3 separate regions of the Mus musculus genome follow, and all the other regions are linked to region 1. A link is a loop called in an ENCODE intact Hi-C map of the cell type or tissue named here. Cell type or tissue: left cerebral cortex. All regions are shown on one strand. Links, peaks and the distances in the headings refer to the core of each region. The heading gives the core; the rest is flanking DNA. Region 1 holds the start of Thada (thyroid adenoma associated). Region 2 holds the start of Dync2li1 (dynein cytoplasmic 2 light intermediate chain 1). Region 3 overlaps Dync2li1 (dynein cytoplasmic 2 light intermediate chain 1).

What was found. A loop is a pair of places that touch in the nucleus more often than their neighbours do. Peaks named below come from ENCODE experiments on the same cell type or tissue, not always from the same donor. Only the 100,000 strongest peaks of a DNase experiment are listed, where the experiment ranks them.
Region 2: it touches region 1 in a loop (2.6-fold over the local background); 5 of 42 quality-filtered maps call a loop at or near these places.
Region 3: a loop joins it to region 1, with 2.2 times the contacts of the local background. A loop is called at or near these places in 2 of 42 quality-filtered maps.

The regions. Positions count from the first base shown.
Region 1 is chr17:84,462,623-84,470,714 of GRCm38, forward strand. Thada (thyroid adenoma associated) reads right to left here and starts at 3,586. Exons shown (of 38, transcript NM_183021.3): 1 at 3,472-3,586; 2 at 1,735-1,879. The coding sequence starts at 1,810. In left cerebral cortex, for the core only: a CTCF peak has its summit at 3,787; a DNase peak (open chromatin) is centred at 3,643; H3K4me3 peaks cover 1,568 bases; H3K27ac peaks cover 763 bases.
Region 2 is chr17:84,621,748-84,629,839 of GRCm38, forward strand. Dync2li1 (dynein cytoplasmic 2 light intermediate chain 1) reads left to right here and starts at 4,728. Exons shown (of 13, transcript NM_172256.2): 1 at 4,728-4,829; 2 at 6,538-6,655. The coding sequence starts at 4,822. It overlaps Gm26066 (a small nuclear RNA gene), which reads left to right and starts at 2,659; the gene lies at 2,659-2,763. It overlaps Plekhh2 (pleckstrin homology domain containing, family H (with MyTH4 domain) member 2), which reads left to right. Exons shown (of 30, transcript NM_177606.4): 30 at 1-395. In left cerebral cortex, for the core only: a CTCF peak has its summit at 4,908; DNase peaks (open chromatin) are centred at 4,710, 5,192 and 7,085; H3K4me3 peaks cover 1,342 bases; H3K27ac peaks cover 444 bases.
Region 3 is chr17:84,638,443-84,646,534 of GRCm38, forward strand. It overlaps Dync2li1 (dynein cytoplasmic 2 light intermediate chain 1), which reads left to right. Exons shown (of 13, transcript NM_172256.2): 6 at 4,430-4,616; 7 at 5,663-5,731; 8 at 6,277-6,354. Among named protein-coding and RNA genes, the nearest start is that of Dync2li1, 16 kb to the left of the region's middle. In left cerebral cortex, for the core only: a CTCF peak has its summit at 3,646 (motif pointing right); DNase peaks (open chromatin) are centred at 3,700, 4,033 and 4,714; H3K27ac peaks cover 1,750 bases.

The DNA.
Region 1 (8,092 bases), core at 1,769-6,768:
GCACTGCTGTGAAAGACCACGTGCGCACACACACACACTTACTGCCCTAGTCTGCACTGCACTGCTGTGAAACAGCACGTGCCCACACACACACTTACTGCCCTAGTCTGCACTGCACTGCTGTGAAACACCGCGTGCCCACACACACACTTACTGTCCTAGTCTGCACTGCACTGCTGTGAAACACCACGTGCACACACACTTACTGTCCTAGTCTGCACTGCACTGCTGTGAAACACCGTGTGCCCACACACACACTTACTGCTCTAGTCTGCACTGCACTGCTGTGAAACACCGCGTGCCCACACACACACTTACTGCCCTAGTCTGCACTGCACTGCTGTGAAACACCACGTGCCCACACACACACTTACTGCCCTAGTCTGCACTGCACTGCTGTGAAACACCGCGTGCCCACACACACACTTACTGTCCTAGTCTGCACTGCACTGCTGTGAAACACCACGTGCCCACACACTTACTGTCCTAGTCTGCACTGCACTGCTGTGAAACACCGTGTGCCCACACACACACTTACTGCTCTAGTCTGCACTGCACTGCTGTGAAACACCACGTGCCCACACACACACACTTACTGCCCTAGTCTGCACTGCACTGCTGTGAAACAGCACGTGCCCACACACACACACTTACTGCCCTAGTCTGCACTGCACTGCTGTGAAACACCACGTGCCCACACACACACTTACTGCCCTAGTCTGCACTGCACTGCTGTGAAACACCACGTGCCCACACACACACTTACTGCCCTAGTCTGCACTGCACTGCTGTGAAACACCACGTGCCCACACACACACTTACTGCCCTAGTCTGCACTGCACTGCTGTGAAACACCGCGTGCCCACACACACACTTACTGTCCTAGTCTGCACTGCACTGCTGTGAAACACCACGTGCACACACACTTACTGTCCTAGTCTGCACTGCACTGCTGTGAAACACCGTGTGCCCACACACACACTTACTGCTCTAGTCTGCACTGCACTGCTGTGAAACACCACGTGCCCACACACACACACTTACTGCCCTAGTCTGCACTGCACTGCTGTGAAACAGCACGTGCCCACACACACACACTTACTGCCCTAGTCTGCACTGCACTGCTGTGAAACACCACGTGCCCACACACACACTTACTGCCCTAGTCTGCACTGCACTGCTGTGAAACACCACGTGCCCACACACACACTTACTGCCCTAGTCTGCACTGCACTGCTGTGAAACACCACGTGCCCACACACACACTTACTGCCCTAGTCTGCACTGCACTGCTGTGAAACACCGCGTGCCCACACACACACTTACTGTCCTAGTCTGCACTGCACTGCTGTGAAACACCACGTGCACACACACTTACTGTCCTAGTCTGCACTGCACTGCTGTGAAACACCGTGTGCCCACACACACACTTACTGCTCTAGTCTGCACTGCACTGCTGTGAAACACCACGTGCCCACACACACACTTACTGCCCTAGTCTGCATTGCACTGCTGTGAAACACCGTGTGCCCACACACAAACTTACTGTCCTAGTCTGCACTGCACTGCTGTGAAACACCAGACCAGAAGAAGACTGAGAAGGACAGGGTTTACTTATTTTCTCTCACATGTCCCAAGTCCCAGTCCCTCAGTAAGGGAGGCCAGGTTCCAGCGATTCACACACTCTGTTTACAAATCTGTTCACTGGACAAATGAACTGTCAAAATCACATACATCTCAAAGTTTCCATGTCCTGATGACAGACAGTCAGCGCAGCAACCTGCATTTCTCTTTTCTTCTTCACACCCATCTTACACAGGATGAACAGCGCTCTGCAAGAAGGAAGAACTTGAGGCAGTGGTCCAGTGGAGAGTTTCTCCTGCAACAACAGTGACATTTGAGGCCACGTGTCTCTTACTGAGGATGGTGGGCTGTGCACCGTAGGGTGCTTAGAGCCTCCCCAGCCTGCACCCCATGAGATGCCAGGATTATCTTACTACCAACAAATTAAGATGACCAATAGATATCTCCCAACAAAGCCACTAGTGAGTGACAATTTCTGAGCTGAGGAGATCTGGTTTGCCAAACAAAATCTGTGGGCTTTTTGTTTAAGGTTTTTTTACTACCTTGAAAATGGGGGGTTTCATTATGTTGTCCTTAAATGAGGTGCTGCTTTGAAGGAGAGATTTCTTTTGTCCCATTTAATAATTAGACATTCTACGAAAGCTTTGAGGATACAGATTCCAGCTTAAGTCAAAGGCAGACCTCCGTGGCCACTGAGGAATGGTCTACCTGCAGACCCTCCCAGGCAGAAAACGACTCAGCATGCGTCACTTAAACTCCTGACATAGCTTCCTTGTTGTCCCTACTTGTCTCTGAAGAATCAAAGCAATCTAACCATGCACTTGCTTATAAACTTCCCAAAGGTTTTCCCTTGCACTAAATAAAATGCATTAGTTACATCCAAATTTGGGTGTATGGCCTGAAAACAATCTGGCCCCAGCTTCCTCTGCCATTCATTTCAGATTTCTTTCACAGCATGTATTACTACCTAAGATTACACTAACTGGCACACCTGTCTATTGCCTGTTTTTCCTAGCACTAAGCTCCATAAAGGTTGCAATGAACTGAATAGTTGTGTTCAGTGTTCCCGTTCTTAACTCCTTAGTCGTTCATGCATGTAGTAAATGCTTTATTAAAATTTCATGAACTAAATCAAGGAATTCTTAATTAACAATTGCTAGAGATATTATAGGAGGGACATATATACTTTTAGAAGGAAGGTGGGCTACCTGGTACCTAAAAGGACATGCTACAGCTAAGTGGCATACCGCTCCAGAAACTGAAGCATTTATAGTCCATTTGGACGGCAAGTCACTACAGCAACGGCAAATGAGCAGTCAAGCAAAAAAGTTAATGAACACAGCCAGACAGAGAGACAACAAGGAAAGGCCTTGAAGTTCTGGGTTAAGTTTAGGGAAATAATTTCCCAAACGAGCAGCCAGCGTGCAAAGTACTGAGAAAGTACTGAGGAAGGAAACTGAGGGGACACTTGTGATTTGAAATGGCAAGTTTGCAGCAGTATTTGATCCCGGAGTCCTAGGGACTACACAGAGATAGACTCGGTGATTCTGCGCGTTCTAAGGGTAAACGTGTGTCCGGGTGAACTGGGCCGGCCCAGAGCCGAAAATCCCGGTTCAGCCTGATGGGCATCTGCCCATAGGTGCCACTTGCTGCTTCCCGCCCATCTACATCTACACCTTCCCGACCGCCTCCCACGTGGAGTCCAAAGACTGACAGAAGGACGGATGAAAACGTGGTTCAAGGGCTGTCTGTCTCCATGGAGACCTCAGCGCCCGGAAGCCACGGCTGGCACCCTCGGGGTGGCCTGCAAGCTGCCCCGGCCGCGCTGTGGCGAAGTCGGTCCCCCGCGCCCGCGTGCCTGGCAGGCAGCGCGCCCGCGAGCCAAACCTCGTGCCCGAGGACGTCTGCAAAGCGTCGCCACCTCTGGACGAGACCCGGAAGCCCGTCAAGTCTACCGCGTCCCTGCGGCTTGTAACGTGGTGCGCGATCCAAAAACCGGTCCCCGGCGAAGGGAGGCAGGGCTGGAAGCTGGCACGGAAATATCGCGAGAGCGGCCGAGTGCCGCTCCTCCAATCAGAAGTGAGGGTGGGTTGTGACGTCATCAAAGAGGGCGTTTGCGAGGGGATTTAGAGAGCCCGCGACTAAACAGTTCTTGATAAGCGAGCCTATGATGGTGACTGCTGGGAATTGCATGCCCCTCACCTCCTTCTGGCTGGCAGAGCAGCAGCCTCCACACCTCTAGGTGTCAGGCCGACATTTCTGTTCCAACCCAGACTTTCTACATTCACTGTGCCCAGCGCAGAGACAGGCAAAATCTACACTCGGGGACGGTTGTGCCAGGGACGGGAACTGAAGCCAAGAGCAACGACTTGAACTCCACTGTCCGAGCCTTAAACGCTGCCTTAAAGGCTGCATCTTTTACACAACTCACAGACTATCTTGCAGTCCAGTCCTTTAAAACTGAGTAAAAATTAGAGACCTATATCACCTTAGTAAGGAGCTGGGACAAGGGACAAGATCACAGAACGGACAAGATGCTGAAAAGGCCGGGATGCTGGCCTGGGCTCTGAGATACATAGTTGGGAAAAACAATGAAAATTAGGTTCATCAGGTGGATGGCTTTTCTATCAAACTTTGTATTTCTTTGTGGTTTTGCCACGTGTATTGTGAGACCCTGACTTAAAGCGTTTCTCCTTGAAAGGTAAAGCCCCTAAAACATTTCCCCAAGCTTGTTTTCCCTGACCTATAAAAATACAGCTAGAAAGAAGCTCTTTGTTCTCTATAGCCAGCAAAAAGCCTTTTTGTTTCTATACTTTACAACCAGAGATGCGATAATTGTAAAAGACCCAGCCAGCACTTGCCTGGCTTCCTGTGCCAAGGACTCAGGGTTAGGGTTAGGGGAAGATAAAAATTCAGAAAGAACTCACTCCCCACTCCTTCTGCCTTGTAAATTTCACCAAGGACACTCCGCCCAACTCTTCCCAACTCCTCAGCTAGCTATTAAAAGCCCCCTACTGTCACTGGGGTCATCGGGGTCGGGTCAAACTCCCCTGACCTGCATGGCGGAAGGAGTTTGTCCTCAGCTAGCTGATAATAAAACCTCTTGCAGTTTGCATCAGTGTGATTTTCTCTCCCGTCTTTGGGGTGCTGGCCAACTTATCCTGGGACTTGAGCGGAGGCCAAGCTTCAGGGGTCTTACAGTATCACTAAACAATAGCTTGGTTGATTTTGTGTCTGTTATCCACCGATTCACATCTTTTGGCATTGCTTTCAGGTCACTCACCTAAAACTGAGTGGTGACAATTCTTTGACTCACTGTTAATATGCCGTTCTCTACTGTGCTGCATTTGTGCTGATATATATGGACATTTGCTCTGGAGGAGTCCAGAGCAGAGGGGTGGGAGCAGGGCAGGGGACTGGACATAGCCGGGGATAGGGAAGCAGGACGGATGTGGCAAGAATTGTGTAGGTTATTAGTAGGTTATTATCAGGGAAGCCTGGCTACTGTTAAATTAGAGGAGGAAGTGGAAAAGGCCAGGATACTAATCTGTGCTCTGAGATGCCTAACCAGGACCTGTGGAAAAGGACCAGAAGAGTTTGGAGGCTAGCATTGGCTCTGGTGTGCACCAGAGGTGCATGTCAACAAGGAGGAAGATGTCTTCTTTGCCAGAAGCAGGGAAAATAGGAGAAAGGCTCTTCCTGACAGACAGAAACCATTCCTCAAATTTCTGAGGAACGCTGAAAATGTCAGCAATTCTATAGGGCAGCATGAGCTGAGCCAAGACTGTCATTTTGGACCAAGTCAGTGGGCCTGCTTTTTAGGGCTGCCTGGGGTTTTCCTAATAGTAACAAACTACTGATAGTCTGGGGGTCCTGAAATGATACAGTCTAGAGGTTTGGGTTAGGTTAATTTTTTTCAGCCAGCTAAAGAATTAAAATGCAGGAAAAATCTGGAATGCAACAGTAGCAGAAAAGAAATCTCAAACAGCAGACAGAATCAGCAGTTGAAGAAAATCCCTACTCCCTGGTCAAAAATAAGTATGGGAATTCCTGAGGGTGGTTGGATACTGCTGGCCATGGATAATGAGATTTGCTGAGACAGTCAAGCCCCTCTATGCCAGCTCACGGACAGCCCAGTCCTTAGAATGGACTGAGACCGAACAGAGGGCCTTCAAAGCCATGAAAGGCCCTGATGTCTGCCCAGCCCTGGCCCTCCTAGACATTACTAAGCCTTGTGCATGAACGATGCCAGAGGCACTGTCAAGGGGATTTTCATGCAGACCCGGGCAGCCTGGAAAAGATTTGGTGGCAGATCTATCTTGCGCGCGCCCCCAACTCGCCAGCAAGAACGACACGGCAACAGGATCCTTCTGCACACGTTTATTCAGTCCTGTTTCTTCTTTCTCTATATCTCCCTTGTTTATATCTCTCCCGAACCCTGGGCCTCTCACTCTTTTATACTCTCAGTTCCCATCCACGCACAACAGGCCACGCCACCTCACTAGGCACACAGCTTCAGCTAATCAGGGCAGCAAGGGCATATCTCCATCAAAATGGATTCACCGGTATCCTGGTACACCTGCGCAGCTCTCAAGATGTTTCTGGCTTATATGAGGAAGTCAGGTGCAAGTCATATGACTTAGCTGCAGTCCCTGGCGCCTTTGGGACTGCTGCCACACCCGCTCCTCACAGATCTGTACAAGAAACTTGACCTGTTCACAGCTGGATGGTCAGCAGTTATGAGAGTCATTACTGCCACCACTTTGCTGGTAAGAGAAAAAAAGCTGACGGATTAACTTTAGCACACAAACTGACAGTCCCACATTCTGTTGAGACCCTCTTGAGGGGAGCATCCATGAGATGGATGTCTAACTCCCAGATGATCCAATACCAAGCCCTGCTTTGGGGCAAACCGGCATTCGGTTCCACAAGACATCAGCCATCAACTCCTCAGGTCCCCTGCATGACTGTCTTGAGGTGACTGACCCGATCCAGTCTATCAAGCTTGATCTGACTGGTGTACCATTGGTAACACTGGATGAGGCATTGTTCACAGATGGAAGCAGTTTCATCCAAGATGGAATATACAAGGGCAAAAGTAGTGACTTAAGATAGAACTAACTATTTGGGCACAATCTTTAAGCAAGGGAACCTCATCTCAATGAGCTGAACTTTGACTCAAACATTCCACTGGGGAAGACAAGGCTGTCACCATATACACTAATAACACATACTGACCAGACTGCCCCAAGAAGTGGCCTTAAAACCAGTAGGGACACTTCAAGTCTTGATAGCCCTGCCTGAGCCCCACTTCCTGGACCACCTGGCATGGGCTAAATAAGAACTGGCTACCCAGCATAAACAAAGATGATGGATGCTGCAAGGCAGACTGAGAAGGCAACTGGCTTTGGATCTCCACCAAGTCACCCACCTAGAGACCACACAAACTGCTGAACTCCTCAGACCCAAGTATTATGTTCCAAATTGGGAAGCCTGATTGAAGACACCACTTTTAGATATGCCACCTGGGCTCAGGTAAATCCCAGAGGGCGAAGGAAGGTCCAACAAGAGATCCAGGCTTGAGGAAATGGGCCTGGGGAGCATTGGAAATTTGACTTTACTGAAATTAGGCCTACTGATTTGGCTATAAATATTTGCTGCCATTTGTAGACACCTTCTCAGGATGGGTGGAGGCCTACCCCACCCAAACAGAGACTCTGTCCAATCCTTACTAAAAAAAAAAAAAAAAAAACTTCTAGATTTGGACTACCCCTAGCTTTGGAGTCTGACAATGGCCCAGCCTTTCATGTCTCAAAAGTGTCTCAAAATCTTACAAAGGTATTAAATATTAATTGGAAATAACAGTGTGTGTAAAGCCCACAGAGCTCATGCCAGGTAGAAAAGATGAATAGAACTCTTAAGGAGACTGACCAAATTGATCCTGGAAAACTGACAAAATACGGGGCCAATTCCTCCCCATCCTCTGGGCAGGGCCTGATGTGCTCCTTACAGGAGGGGCTTCCTCCTTCTAAAGTTATGTTTGGGAGATACCTCCCATCCTCTCCAAACTCCGAGAGACTTCTGAGCAGAAATGTATGATCGCCCCTCTCTCCAGTCCTTGATGGCATTGCAGGAAGCTTGCAGGGCCATTGACTGGACTGTGAAGGAGTCCTGTCATCTCCTGTTTCCAAATTCACCTAGTAGTTCCAGCCAGGAGACTTGGTTTAGGCAAAGAGTTTCCCCATCCAACCTTGGAACCTGTCCAGAAGGGATCCTACCCAGTTGTGTTAGTTAGGGTTTTGCTGCTATGAAGAGACACCATGACCAATTCAAGTCTTATAAAGGACAGCATTTAATTGGGGCTGGCTTACTGGTTCAGAGGTTCAGTTCATTATGATCAAGGTGGGAGCATGGCAGTGTCCAGGCAGGCATGGTGCAGGTGGAGCTGAGAGTTCTATGTCTTCATCTGAAGGCTGCTAGGAAAATAATTACTTCCAGATAGCTAGGA
Region 2 (8,092 bases), core at 2,105-7,104, 160 kb after region 1:
CTTGGGAGGCAGAAGCAGGCAGATTTCTGAGTTCGAGGCCAGCCTCATCTACAGAGTGAGAGCCAGGACACAGGGCTACACAGAGAAACCCTGTCTCGAAAACAAAACAAAAGTAGTGAGTGCTCACCTTCAACTACAGTGCCTTAAGCTTTGTCCTTGTTTTTTATAGAGCAGAAATAAAATATTTTGATGGAAAGGACTCAGTTTTGAACAATCAGTGATGTGAAAATTTGATCTCCTGGGAAATTCCTTCCATAGCCATTTTTTAAAGCAAGTGTATTATTATGATTGATTACAAGAGAATAATGTTTCATGTCTAATTGTAATATTTCTCAACTACCCTTTTCTCCCCTCACAGTTACAATAAATGATTTTCGAGTTCCGTTTCGAACATTATCTTTTGAATAATCTTCAAAAATGCCTAACAGTTTCATTGTCGCAGCTGAGGTGTGCTGTGGGAAAGTGGCAGTCACTGCCCCCTGGTGCCTTCATTCTGTGTCTTCAGTGTGACTCTGCTCCAGTCACCTCAAAGGAGGCTGCTTAGGCAAACTGTAATTTTAGTACCTGTGCATTTGGAGACTATGTAGAGAGGCAAATAGAAATATATGCTTTCCCATGATTTCATAGCAAACCCCTTAAGAGAGCTTATTTTGTTTACATGAGTGTTCTAAAAATTAATTTAAGGTGTTCTATAATCTATATGTATGTCTGCACACATGCATTTGTGTTTCCTAATAGTGAAATACTGCTATTCCTTACCAATGCATTGTAACTCAACTTACAAGAGACATCACCACAACTTACAAGGAGACTTTGTCCCAAAAAATGTGTTTCTGAACTTGCTTCAAATTCGGACTTTTACCACAGTACAGTCTTAACTCCAAGAAAAATAATTAGATATAAGGTATTGATATGTTGAATGCTTATTTCTTCTGGGTAAACTTCCTTCACCAGTTTTCTTCTTCCACACTTTTGTTCTTTCTCTTTTTGAGTGCTAAGGACTCAACACAAGACTTTTCACATGCTAGAGAAGAATTCTACCAGTGAACCCACAGTCCCTGTTTCTCTCTCTCTCTCTCTCTCTCTCTCTCTCTCTCTCTCTCTCTCTCTCTGTGTGTGTGTGTGTGTGTGTGTGTGTGTGTGTTTGTGTGTGTGTGTTTCCTGTATACCAGTTTTTCCTGCAAGAAGTTTGTATAACACTGAAAACAAAGGAGACATAAGAACTCTGTCACTTTCCTGGCTGCTGGTGTTAATAGTCTCCATATGGTCTAGGTTCCTCCAAAAAATCCTCCACACAGCTGCAAAAAATTATCTCACTGAAACACAGAACGAATCAAGGCATGCCTGTTTTAAAATCTTATTTGGCTTCTTATAACCAACACAGGCAAACCCAGACTGCATGATCCTTCCCAGCACTCCAGCCTACCTGCCCAATGTGTGCTTCTGCCTCAGCTCCTCAGGGGCCTTCTATCCTTCTGGGCAATACATAACGCTCCAAACAGTTCCCATGTGCACCTATATATACTGCAGTAGGCAGTATAAAACGTGTTCCTCTGCCACCACCAACTTTAAAATCCTTGAGCCTTCTTGAAGTGATGCAGAAGCGGGCTCAAATCTTTACGTCCCACTTTGCTTTATGACTGTGACAAAGACCATGAGCAAAAAAAAAAAAAACAAAACAAAACAAAAAAAAAACACCTTGGGGGAGGAAAGGGTTAATTTGAATTATGTGTCCAATCACTGACAGAAGTCAGGGCAGGAACTTAAGCACAGCAGGAACCTGGAGGCAGGAGCTGATGCAGAGGCCATGGAGGGGTGCTGCTTACTGGCTTGCTCTCCATGGCTTGCTCAGCTTATTTTGTTATACTGCCCAGGACCACCAGCCCAGGGATGGCACTGCCCATAGTTGTCTGGGTTCTCTCGAATCAATTATTAATCAAGACAAATGCATCCACAGATGTGCCTATGGGTTTATCTGACGAAGACAGTCCTACGAGTAAGGTTTCCTCCTAACAGATGGTACAAATCTAACCAGCACACTTTGTTATTGGATGTCCTCCATAGTCTCGGCATTTGAGCACTAGGTGCCCCGTTGGCAAACTTCATTGTTTGGAGAGGTTTCATAGGTCCAGCCTTGGTGAAGGAAGATTACCACCCGGAACAGGTTTGGAGAGTTTAAAGACTCCAAACCCTGTAGTTTACTCTCTCTCTGCTCTGTGGTGTGAGGTGTGTAAGCTCTTAGCTCTCTGCTCCTGCTCCCTCAACTGTTGCTTCTTCCCATGCCCTGCCCCCACTGGACTCTAACCCTCTAGAACTGTTAGCCAAAATAAACTAGCTCTTCTGTAAGTTACCTTGGTCTTGGAGTTTTATCCTAACTGAAAGTAACTAATATGGCATTGCACTAAAGAATGATTTCCATCTGTACAGGAAGAAAGGTCACTTTCTTTGTTCAACTATGAAACCTCAGTGCAATTAAAGGAGGAAGACAAAACTCAGCTGCCCAATCAGATCAACTGAGTCCACCTTGAGTTCATGCAGATGACCAGGGCTCAGACAGATAACCCTTGATCAGTGGTTCTCAACCTTCCTGTTCCGTGCCCCCCTTTAATACAGCTCCTCATGTTGTGGTGACCCCTACATAAAATTATTTCATCGCATGCTTGCTTCGGAGGTGCATATCCTAAAATACGAATGATACAGGGAAGGTTAGCATGGCCCATGCACAAGGATGATGTGAAACTTCGTGAAACATTCCATATTTTTCTGTGTCCAGTCCTGCAGTGACTTGATGCACCGGGGTGGTCTGGTACCCAAGGGGGCCTTGCTGTACCCAGAAGAGAAAGGGAAGGATGGAGGGAGGGAGGAGTGGGGGGGGGGCACTGAGAGGAGAGGGGCAGCTGGGATCCGGATGTAAAGTGAATAAATGGAAAAAAATTATTTTGTTGCTACTTCATAACTGACTTTGCATCTGTTATGAACCATGATGTGAATGTCTGGTATGCAGGATATCTGACATGTGACTCCTGTGAAAGGGCCGTTTGACCTCCCACAGGAGTCACGACCCACAGGTTGAGAAGCACTGCCCTTGATCTTTCCCGTTTACCAAACTCCCTCCTCCAACCGTCTCTCCTGGTTAACCAAAACAGTTACAGCCTTGAAGAGGTACCTGGCAAGTCGTGCCTAGGAAATGACATTAGCCACCGTAACTGTTATCACAATGGTTGTTAATACCTACCTGACTTCCTAAACAGCATGCTAAACCCAGGAACAGATTGTAAACCCAGAATCCCAAGTCATTACAGTAACAGGAGTTCACAGGCCACCGGCTGGCTAGCACCAGAGCGCAGAGGGCAATGAGTGAGGAGTGTTCGGCTGTCTTTGAAAACGTCCTTCCTCCACTGAACACCTTCGCCTCAGACCTTCTGACCTGACTCTTTCCTACACTTTGCTTCATTTCCAGGAATATACTCCTTCTGTCTCTACATTCAAATCTGCCAATAGGGCTGAGGTGGTAACTCGTGGTGCAAGGCACCTGCCTGGCTTGCAGGAGACCTTGGATTCATTCAACCTTCTGCATGCTAGGAACTGAATCTCAGCTCATCTTATTCCAAACCCCAATGTTCTTATACGTCCCACCATAGAAACTGAACCCAAAGGCTTGGAGAGAATTTCCTTCAGACATTCAGGGATCTGGGACCTGGGTCTATTCAACATTCAGAACAGGTCAAATAGCAAGCCTGTCATGAATGCTTTGTCAACTGCTTCAGCTGTGGTCACTTTGTACCTTTCCTACAATAGCTTGCTTTCCCTGAGTTATGATTACAATTAGCTGTGTCCATCTATTTTAAAAGGGTTTGTATCTCATGTCTTACTCTGTATTGCCCAGAGCAATACTCTATATAAGTTTGTGGGGATTCCTGCCTATGTATAAAGAGCCCACAAAGTTCAAACAAATATAAGCCCTCCTGCATAAAACAAATTAAGTATGTAGGAGAACACATACTTCATTGACTTATTAATAAATCCACTGCTTCATAAAACATCATACATCCAAATGTTCAGAAAACTGGACAAAGCTGGGCAGTGGTGGTACATGCCTTTAATCCCAGCACTTGGAAGGCAGAGGCAGGCAGATTTCTGAGTTCGAGGCCAGCCTGGTCTACAGAGTGAGCTCCAGAACAGCCAGGGCTACACAGAGAAACCCTGTCGAAGAAGAAGAAGAAGAAGAAGAAGAAGAAGAAGAAGAAGAAGAAGAAGGGGGAGGGGGAGGGGGAGGGGGAGGGGGAAGAAGAAGAAGGAGGAGGAGGAGGAGGAGGAGGAGGAGGAGGAGGAGAAAACTGGGCAAAAAGTTTGCACACCTTGTTCCTTGTTTTGATTTTAACAGTTGAAATTTTTTCCTCCTATGTTTTATTAGGTAACTGCCCAACATTGTTTCAGCTTCCAAATCATGGCACTAGAGGAAAAAAGTAACGATAAGAGAGCAGAGGCTCCTGGCATGCAGTCTGCACTCCGTATAACTAAAAACAAAAACAAAAACAAACAAAACCTTCAAGCCCCCAACATTTTCATTCCAGATGCACAAGCATGCTCACCATATCATCTGGCATCCTAGGGCTTGATGCTGAATACGGAGAAGTAAGCCGAAGGTGGAGAACTACACTTCCCATGAGGCTGCTCTTTGGGACGCAACCTCGGCCGTGACGTCGTTGCCATGGCAACCGAGGAGCCTGCATTCTCTGGCCCAACTAGGTGTTTGCAGCCTGCCTGGGTCAGGGTTGTTCCTCACGCGGAGCCCAGGAACTCTGGGGCGGCGCAGCCACCATGCCCAGGTATTGCTGAACCGGCCTGCGGGGCTCTCACGACCTGCCCTCTTTCCCACCAGAATAGGGAAGGGATACGGAAGGTTGGAGCAGAGGTACCCAGCCCTGGCGCTGTGGGCGATGCGGAGCTGGTCGGAGCAGTAGTACCTCGCTGTCACCACCCTCCATCCCTATCCCACCCTCCTACTCAACCCCCTCAACCCCTCCCTCCCTCCCCGCTCCCCGCCCCCCCCCGACCTATAACTTGAGGATTCTGTCACAAACTAGAAAAAAAAGCGACTTGAAAAGATCTTCAACTCCATCCATTCGCTGATTGCAGTGAAGTGTTTCAGATAGCCACATGCTGTTGCGGGCCAGGGCATGGTGGTGAACCAGACCACAGAGCCTTCTCCCCAGGGGCCCCTGCCTGGTGTCACAGGGCTTCTGTACCTTGGAGGAAAGTGTAACATCTCCTTGAAGGCGCAGAGTTGGGGGTCTTGATGGCTTATGAAATACACTTGAACATTTATCTCTACCAGGTTCCTTTAAAGTACCCGAACCTCCCTCCGAATGGCCTACAAAGATGTCAGGGAGAGGGCCAAGGGTCCACCAGGGCGCAGTATGATCCACTTTGTGGATCAGAGGCACAAGCTGCGGTAGAGTTTATGAAGTTCCGGGCTGGAATTGAGTCAGCTTAGGTTACTGTAGTGAAACTGTGAGTGCGGGGGTTTTGTTTCTTTGTTTGGGTTTTGGCAGATTGAAGAACCCTTTCCTTTCCCTGGGTACTTGAGAAACAGAGAACCATATTTTGGGGGACTGGTGTGTAAACAGAGCAAGCAGAATCCTCGGCCTGTGAAATAAGAGTTCAGATCATTCGGGATTTCGATTTTGACTTTGTCTTCCTGTTTTGACATTTTAAAACACTCCCGTTTTGTTTGTGGGGTTCTGGGAATTGAGCAGGCACGGTAACGGCTTAGACTTTATCACCAGCCCTGATTCAGGTTCTAGTCTGGTAATAATTATAGGCCATCAATAGCTTTTGTGGTTTAAAACTAAATGAACAGTGACAATGTAACAATCACTGTGGCCCCCAAAGCAGATATTCTTTTTTTTTTTTATTGACATTTCAGAGACAATAGATTTGAACTAGAGGATTAGCATAGAGGCTTGCATGCATTAGTTGCTCAACAAATACTTGGTGAGGGCTGGAAGATGGCCCAGTGCATAAAGTCCTTGATGTTCAAGCATGAGGACCTGAGCTGGTAAACCTAAGGTGCGGGACCCATGTCTGTAAACTCGGGACTTAGGAGGAGGGGTGGAGACAGGCGGGTCCCTAGAGCTTGAGGACAGCTAGCCTACCCCAAGAGGGCAAATAGGCATGCTGTCATTCTCTTTGCTCTTGGCTGTGGGTGTGACTGTCTGGCTGAGGCAAACTGCTGTGGCCTTAACCTACCGACGCACCGTGACTCCTGGATATATGAGGAAAATAAATCCTTGCCTTGTTGCGGTGTTTGCTCACAGCAGAGGAATGGATGCTAGGGCGCTCTGTCAGTACTCTTCACGAGCCGTTTCCAAGTGAAGATAGTTAGAAAAAAAGTCCTCTAGTGTTTTACCTAGCTATTGACTATCAAGAAATAGTATTTTTATAAATCTTACTGAAATAAAATTTCTCTGCGGGAGATAAATATCTCTAAGGATTCCTTTTGTTTCTGTGCCATTTGTCTTTCTACTTATGCAGTGAAACTCTCTGGGAAATCGCAAAAGCTGAGGTAGAGAAACGGAGAAGTCATGGGAGCGAAGGGGACGGAGCTGAAATCGGAGAAAAATCTGTTTTCTTCATTGGCAGTAAAAACGGGGTAATGCTTTTAATAGTTTTCAGTCTTCACAATGTAGCGATTGCCTTAATATATTGATAAAATTTACATATTCTAAACTCTTTAATCAAATGTCCACCCTGATTTAGCATAAACTAGAAAGGGCTTATCGTTGATCGGGGGTAAGTTATAATCGTGAACAGAATGTCTGGAAGACTTTCAACTATTTTTATGTCATAATTTGACACAGTTGTGCCTTCTGCTTTGATTGCATAGAAAGGCCAGGGTCCTCTGAGTCAGCCCCTCAGTAAGTCAGTCTCTTAATGGCTGTCACACTGCGGACTCAGTGACTTCACTTTTAGGAATCTGTAGGAAGGATGACTGACTTGTGTTAGTGATGTTATGAGAGACTTAGTCGTCGTCGTGAGAGGTGTGAGGAGAATGAAATGGCACTCCGCATCCTCTGTGAGGTCAATTGAGTGCATGGAAAACGTGGGATGTGGACACCCAGCAAGAGTGGGTGTGTCATGCCCATGCACAGAATTCCTGCGTGTGAGGAGGGGCTGCTAGCAACATTGTCCACAAAGGATCAAGGCTTGTGAGCCTCCAGACGCTACAGCCTGTGTAGCATCGGGCTGGCTTCTCTTTGGGGTTAAAGTTACTATTCATTCTCTGACCGTCTTGCTTACACATGAGGCCACTGACAGGCAGCTTACAGAAACTAAGTTCTGAACCGGTGAGGCTGCCTGAGAAAACCTCTTTGTTTCAGCACCTCCTCAGAATTGTCTCCAGAACACCAGACATCCCCATTTGGGGTTTTCATCTTCATTGTTATTAAAAATGATATTTACTGGTATAAATGATTATATAACAAGAGACGAGTTGGAGTGGAGAAATGGCTGAAGAACTCCGGCTACTCTTCCAGAGGACCTGGGGTTGAGTTCCAGCATCCACATGGCAGCTTATAACTAGCTGTTTCTCCAGTCTCAAGGGATCAGAAGCCCTCTTGTGCTCTCCTCAGGCACCAAGCATACATGTGCACATACACATATAGGCAAAACTCCCATACACATAAAAATAAATAAATAAATAAATAAATAAGAGATTAAAAAAGTAAAAATATGTGTTTAATTCACTAATGTGAATTAAAATAAGCAGGGTGAAAATTTTATATATAACCTGTTCTGTTGTATTAATGTGTTATATACTAATTAGTATTTAAAAGATAATTTATGGATGGTAAATGTTAAATCATTGTATTTTCATTTTATTTTTAATTTCTGTTCTCTCCAAATTTCTTATTGGCTCATTCACTGCAGTTTTTAATTTAAATCTTGCACACACAAGCATACATGTCACAACACACAGACACATATATGTCACAACACACACAAGCATACATGTCACAACACACAGACACATATAAGTCACAACACACACAAGCATACATGTCACAACACACAGACACATATAAGTCAC
Region 3 (8,092 bases), core at 1,030-6,029, 180 kb after region 1:
GCCAGTTTGTGGAGAGCAGCCTTGACAACAGCCTAGGTTGTTTGGGGATTGGAATGGAGCCCCTTTGGCCAACAATTTAATTAGGTGTAACCTGTTCCCAGTACTGGAAGCTTCATTTGGTGACAAGATGCTCAGTTAGGCTGTGTATATACATGGAGGCCCTTCAGTTAGGCTGTATATATACATGGAGGCCCTTCAGTTAGGCTGTGTATATACATGGAGGCCATTTAGTTAGGCTGCGTATATATATGGAGGCCCTTCAGTTAGGCTGTATATATACATGGAGGCCCTTCAGTTAGGCTGTGTATATACGTGGAGGTCCTTCAGTTAGGCTGCATATATACATGGAGGCCCTTCAGTTAGGCTGTGTATATATATGGAGGCCCTTCAGTTAGGCTGTGTATATACGTGGAGGCCCTTCAGTTAGGCTGTGTATATACACGTGGAGACCCTGCGATTCTGCTTATAAATACCTTTTCCCTGGGACATTAGTTGTTGAGGGGGTGTTGTTTGTTTGGTTTGGTTTGGTTTTCTTTTATTTTGTTTTGGCTGGTTGGTTGGTTTGTTAAGAAAAACTTACAGCTACATAGTTTTACATTTGACGTTGTTGTTGTTGTTGTTGTTATTGTTGTTGTTGTTCCTTACTTTCTTTCTTCCCTTCCGCTGCTTCTTCCTCTTCCTCTTTCTTCTTCCTCTTCCTTTTCCTTCCTCCCACTTTTTTTTCTCAAACAGGATTTCTCTGTTTGAGGTAGTCTTAGCTACCCTGGAACTCTGTAGACCAGACTGGCCTTGAACTCAGAGATTTCCTCTGCCTTCGGAGTGCTGCAATCAAAGGTGTGCACGGCCACTGCCGGGCTCTTGAATGGACTTAAGCAAAGCTTCCTAGGAGGTAGCACTTTGTAGTTGACCATTGAGAAGAGGCAGTAAGAGTGGAGATGGGGAGGGTGGGGAGGAGCTAAGAGCCCGCTGCCACCTTGTGTTGCCAAGAGGCAGGAAGGCTGCAAGCAGAAGCCCACTTCTGCCTGTACTAGGACAGACTTGTATACGACTAGGACAGACTTGTGTACGACTAGGCCAGACAGACTCGTGGAAATTCGGGTTTCTACAGGAGGTGAAAACTTTCCATGTTTCTTTAATACCTCACTGTGTGGGGTCTGACATGTCCTTAGGCTCCAGGACAGCTGGAGCCAGCTTTGGGAGAGAGGAAGGACCCGGTTGTAATGAATTAGGCCCAGGTCTGGGTCCAAAGTTGGGTGCGGTTAGTGAGGATCTTCCTTCCTGTAGTTGAACCACAGAGAGTTTTTAAACTGGAATTAGTTTAACACATAATTTTCTTGTTTAGGGCAAACCCCAGCACATTGAGAAACTGACATATTGTCACATGCAATTAGATATTGTTTACCCTTGACATAATGTTCATAGAGCAGACTTTGGTTTGTAAGGGTCCACAGTTCGCTGAAGAATGGCTCCCCGGACTCAAATCGTATGTAAATGCAACGAGTGTTTTATTCTGCACAAGTCCCACATGCTGGGCTCTCCCATTCATTGCCAAGATAGAAAGACACCCAAGTGAGCTCACAGTCCGATTTAAAGCACATTAGGGAATTCCAGGGTAGGTGACCTCCATGCTAATCTGCTGGGACCATCTCTACAGACATTCCATTACTGGGGTGTGGGGGCTGGAAACTTGCTGGGGAGGTCTGGAAACTGTTACTGAGGAAGTAGCTGAGGAAGTCTGGACACTGCCGCTGACCCATTGTCCTTGCCTCAGGCCAGGTGGCAGGGGCGGCTTCTGAGGCCTGGACTGCATGGACTTGCCCAGTTCTTGGAAACAGAAATTTAGGCCTCGTCTCCGTAACTGCCCACTTGAAGCCTGGCATGGAGTCGGCCTAGCCCTCTCAGATTAACTTGCAAAAGAACATTTCCTGTGGACCAGTCTCACTTTAAGAATTTTTAAGCTGTTTACTTAGCTAACATTTTCCATAAAGAAGGGACAGAGAGACACAGTGCTAGAAACAAAATGTTAGGTAATCTGTCCCTGTCCTGCCTGCTTTCAGGGTTAAAAGTGATTTTTATGTTGTACTATTTGACCATAGTAAAAAGGTTATGACCGTCTTATAAAACAGAACCAAACTATGATACGCTAAAGCTCTAAGAGTAAAATTAGTTTCTTTACTAGTACATATTTAGTATATGAGTCTTTAGAGAAGCAGACTGTTTATAAACTTAATTAGGTGACATAGAAAGACAGTAATTTTACAGATATGTTTGCTATTAGTATCTAAAGTATCCTTACTAAATTGAGACCATGGGCACAGAATTTAGATATTGTTTTGTATGCATTACCCAAAATAGCTGGTTTGACTGACCCCACAAAAAACCTGAATAGCATCATTTTTATCTCCTAGCAGAATATTTGCCTGTTGAGTAAGAATGTTGGCTCTGAGTCGGGCGTGATGGTGCACAGATGGGACGCCAGCACTTGGGAGGCAGAGGCAGGCGCATCTCTGTCAATCCCAGGGCTGCCTGGTCTACAGAGTGAGCTCCAGAACTGCTGGGCCTACACAGAGAAACAGAGAAACTTTGTCTCAAAAAAAAATTGTTGGCCATGATTAAATGTCTACATACTTATTCTGACCATTTTCTAAAGCATTCGTGTGTGTGTGTGTGTGTGTGTTTGTGTGTGTGTGTGTGTGTGTGTGTGTTTCAGTTGGCTAAAATATACACAACATAACATCTCCCACTGATGTACGTCTTGGTGAGGTCTTCTGCGGCTTTGAGCACATGTCCACGGTTGTACAGCCAGCACATGTCCACGGTTGTACAGCCAGCACTACCACATTCATTCCTAGGACTTCGTGGTCTTCCTGCAGGAAAGTTCCTGTGGGCTCTTAGCAGTTTGACTCCATGGTGTCTTATATAATGAGGTCATGGAGTATTTGCCTTTTTGTAGTTTATTTAACTTAGTATAATGTCCTCAAGGTCATAGTATAGCATGTGTTGAACTTCCCTCCTTTGTAATAGTGCGCAATGCTTCACCATCTGTATATCCTACGGTCTGTTCACCCATCAATCCGTCCATGGACTTTTGGGCTGTTCTGCCCTTTGGCTATCGTGGATGCCGCTGCCATGAACACTGATATCCACATCCTGTTTCAGTCGTAGCTTCCCCCTGGGCATAGTGGCTCGTGCCTATAATCCCAGCAGTCTGGGACCTAGGCAAGCAGATGGTTCAAGGCCAACCTTGGCTACATAGTAAGTTCCAGAACAGCCAGGGCTACAAGGTCTCAAAACACAAATAACAAATATTCTTCAGAATTTGGGCATAGACCTGGAAATGGAATGTTGAACCACGTGGTGTTTCTGTTGTGTTGTTTCAGGAACGCCACACTGTTTTCCAAAGCTGCTACACTGTTTTATACCCTTGATGCACAGTTAAATTTTCTGTATTCTCAGCAGCACTTACTTCCTATGTCTTTTCTTAGATAACAGCTACCCTAACGGCTGTGAGCACACTCTCATTTTGACAACTTTCTAATAATTGAAATTGTTGAGCATTTTAAAAAATTTTATGTGTAGTGTTGTTTTGCCTGCATGTTATGTGTATCTGTGTACCACATGCATGCAGTACCTACAGGGGCCAGCAGAGGGCGTCAGAACCCCCTGGAACTAGAGTCATAGACGCTTGTAAACCAGGGATTGAACCTTCTGAGCCATCTCTTCAGTCCTCAAGCATCTTTTCATGTGCTTCTTGGCCAACAGCTATCTCTTTGGAGTTATTGGAATCTATTTTTAAATGGGTTGTTTTGTTGTAGAGTTTAGATTTAGATTTATGTTTAATGTGTAGGAGTGGAGCCCACTGTCTGTGGTGATGGCAGTGTCCTCTGCTAATCAGAGCCGTGTTTTCAGAGAGAGAGAGAAGTATAGCTGGAAAACAGACGACTTTGATTTAAAAGCACTTTTCCAGCTTACTAGTTATATAAATAAGCGCTTCTAATTTCAGATCCATAAAACAGGCATCAGCACATCTAGGGAAACTGCCTAGAAAAAGCTTAAGCAAGCCCGCTGGCTTCCCAGTAAGGCTTGTCAGTGTGTCCATTCCCTTCCGTATACATTGCATTGCTGCTGACCTTGGCACTGAGATTTTTGCTCCTTTTCTGTGGAGCACCAGGTAAAGTCAGGTCTAAATGTGGCATCATCGGACCATTCGCGTTCAGCTTCTCTGTCTGAACTGCATCGTTCTTAGCTGTCATACTGAGTACCAGTAGGAAGGACCAGAGTACACAAGGCTCTAAGTGAGCTCTCACTCCGTCTTGGAATAATGGCATGCTGGGTTTTGTAACTATATTAGATAAATTTCAGGACATTTCACATCTCAAAACAGTTACCACGAGGAATCTCTTTGTTTACAGCTGTTTTATCTCTTTAGGACATTTTCTATTGTTCTTGTTTTGGATCTTTCCAAACCTAATGATCTTTGGTCAACCATGGAAAATCTGTTGCAAGCCACAAAAAGCCATGTAGACAAGGTGATAATGAAGCTGGGCAAGACAAGCTCCAAGGCTTCGGCCGAGATGCGGCAACGAATGTGGAGCGTGGTGCAGAAGGACCATCCGGTGAGCTTCCCGGTTTGTTCTGGCCTCAGTGCCACACCGAGTAGAGACAGTACCTCAATGCAGCTTCTTTCATTTTCTGCATGACTTAAAATGTGTTTGATGTAAATGAACTGGTTTACTGGAAAATTACAGCAATTTCATAAACCTCAGAAAGAGCCAGAGAAGGGGAAGACGCTGACGTCTCCTCGTCAGACATCTGCCGTGTTCACTGCGATGAACCTTACCATAACTCAAGAGAAAGGGAGTTTTAGAGCAGAGTTCTGACACTGATTGTATAATCTTTGTAAAATGAAGATGAAAATCCGGGTTGAACTGGGAGAGGCTGGCTGAAGCTACGGACTGAAGCAGGAGCTGAGAGTCAGCTGCCTCCCCAGCAACAGGCGTCTGCATTCATTCAGTGGCTGTCATGTGACACCCCCCCCCCCCCCCCCCCGCCGCCATCCCCAAACTATCAAGTCCTAGAGTTGCTGTGGTGGCAGCACAAGGTTTTAGATACAGTTGGAATGTCATCATCTAGAAAACTAAGAGAAGCATTTCCTAGTGTCCATAGTTTGTGCGCCTGTGTCTTACAAAGTATCAGGACCAAATTCAGCCAAGCAGCACGCACTTTACATAAATGAGAAGCCCCTTAAAGATGATGTCCTTGTAGGGAAGCCCAGCAGTAGCCGGGTGGAGCACTCAGGAGGCAGAGGCAGGCATGTCAGAGTTCGAGGCCAGCCTGGTCTACAAAACAAGTTCCAGGACAGCTAGGGCTACACAGAGAGAGTCTGTCTTGGAAAACAAAACAAACAAACAAACAAACAAACAAACAAACCAGAGTAGCAGACCACAAAAGTGAATGGGCGCCATGGTGTTATGACAATTGCCATTTCTGGCTTCACACTTAAAATATAGCACAAAGTGAAAGTTAATATCATAGCAAACTCTATTTCAGAAAATATGGTCAACATCAATGACGAGAGTAAAAGGTGTTTTCTGAAGTAAACAGAAATTCCTGAGGACATAGCAATACACAACTATAATCAAGTATATCTGTTTATTAACAGGACCGGGAATTAATTGACCCATTTCCAATACCTCTGGTCATTATTGGAAGTAAATATGATATTTTCCAGGTAGGTGCTTCTATGTCTAGCTGTTCATGGGGCATGTGTAGCTATGCTTTTATGGGAAAATGATGAAATAAGAACAGTACCTCTGGAAGGGACCAGCTCAGAGACATCCATGTAAAAGATGTTAGAAAGGACGGTATGATGAGGACATCCCAAGGAGTTCAGGAAAATGAGCCCATTGGTTAGAACGGGGCGAGGCAGAAAACTTAAAAACAAATCTTAGCACTGAGGGATAAGATTTACTCCCCAACTGTAAACTGAAGAAAGTAGGAAATTAGTTTCTTCTTATCTTGGCTTGTCAGGGAGTCCTTAGGGTATTGCGCAGGATGAAATGTGTGCTTATATCTGGACTCTCTGAAGCCAAGCGTTTAAACAGATCTGATAGCAGTAGGAGACGGCGGCTTGTTCAGTCTCTCCAGATGTGAACGTGGAGGTGACCGAGCCGGACTCCTCAGGGTGGGGATTTAAAAACAAATAATGTGTTTCTCCCCAAGTGAGCTGTTGAGTCCTCTGGCTTATTTTTTCCTTGTAATGATTTTCTTCCACAGGATTTTGATCCTGAGAAGAGAAAGGTGATATGTAAGACCCTGCGCTTTGTGGCACATTACTACGGAGCCTCGCTGATGGTCAGTGCCTCCCTGCCCTCTGGGTGTGTGGAGAAAGGAGCGGGCTGCCCAGATGGGAATAATAGAGACCTGAGCTCGCCCTGCCCCTTTCCTTCTCACTTCCAAAGCTCTGCTTAGACAGGGCCCCTGCAGAGCCCTCTGCCCATGGCCTCCCCACCTTCCACGGCTTGTGTCTGTAAGCCCAGGCAAGCTTCAGAGATATGTTGGTGTGTTCACACATTTTTATTTTTGTCTTCAAGAATTAGAATCTATATTCCTTCAATGGAAGGGCCCGGGAGGAGGGGGGCAAGGGCGGGATTTTAATAAGATGGTGTTTTATGTAAAAGCAATGCTGGTATAGAGGTTAAAATCATGAATTTTGGAGTCGAGCTGCCCAGGTCAGTGTCACTGTGACCAACTCCTTGTCAGACAAGGATTCTGGACCAGCCACCTAAGCTTTGCATCCTCTGAGGTAAAAGCAGATGGGAACCGTGCCTGCCTGCTTCGTGAGGAGGGGTGCGGGCCTGAACTGTGGAGCCAGTGAATAAATAGCCCACCTCAGGAGACGGATGCATGGGGCAGGAAGTGCTCAGGTCCAAGGCGGCCTGAGCGTCTCAGAAACAACCCGAAAAGCACAGGGTTGTAATGATCTTCCGAGGTGGGCCAGACTTTGCTGGTTATCCTTTAAACAAAAGATAAAATGTAAAACTATTTTGCTGAAAAATACTACCTTAATTTCTGAACTGCTTTTGCTAGGCAAACTTAAAATGTTTGCACGTTAAAAGAGTAATTGTGGGAATTAAAATACTCTACCTTTTCTGAGCCTCTATAATGAGACCCTGTCTCAAAAACAAACAAAACAAACAACAACAACAAACAAGGCTATCTTAGCTGTTGAATAAATAGTTGGTGGTTTGCTTTCCTGAGTCAAAGTGCTCAAAGAGAGTAGAGCCCCAGGGCAGGGTGGAGCCTGTTGCTGCCCCAGCTGAACGAGCTCTGTATTCTGTGTATGTTCAATATCTATGCATTTAGAGCACTTCCCATTTCTTTATGTGTTCTCTTTACCTTCTTAGCCTGAGCTCTGTCTGCCTATACGTCAGGCTTTGGAAAGTCTTTTTGCCATTTTGAAAAGAACCAGTGGGGAGGAAGTTTCTAGTTCATTCATTTCTGCTAATGAGTGGAGAGGAGCACCTCCGAGGGTGGGAGGGGTGGCTCTGGGGAGGACACGGGGAGGAAGGGGAACGAGGGGAGGGGGAGGTGGGGGAGACGGGGGGGGGGGGGGCGGGGGAGGGGTTCCCAGCACTGAGCTGACTCAGGAGCACCAGCAGGAGTGGAGGGAGGGGTTTGAGAGGCAGCAGATGGTGAGATGAGTTGGTGAGAAACCTTGAGTGCTCTCCCACCCCTCGACCCTGAGAAACATTTGTGCTTAGGCTTGCTCCTCGCCCCTGTGGTAAAAACAAAATATTACAAAATTACATAGTTTAAAGCAATAACAATATATTATAATGTAACAAATATATAATTTCTTAGTAAAACTAAGTACAACAATCTTTTTTAATTAAAAAAATCCCTATTTTACATATCACACGATAAACATGATCATTATTAAATTCTTTGTTTTAAATGAATGTGTCTGACCTTTGTGAGCCCTTGTGTACTGTACTTCCTCTGTGAGCCTATTCTTACACCAGAGTCAGCGTTGTCCTGTGGACCTGCCATGGGAACCAGAAAGTTGCCATCTTTGCTTTATAAGTATTTC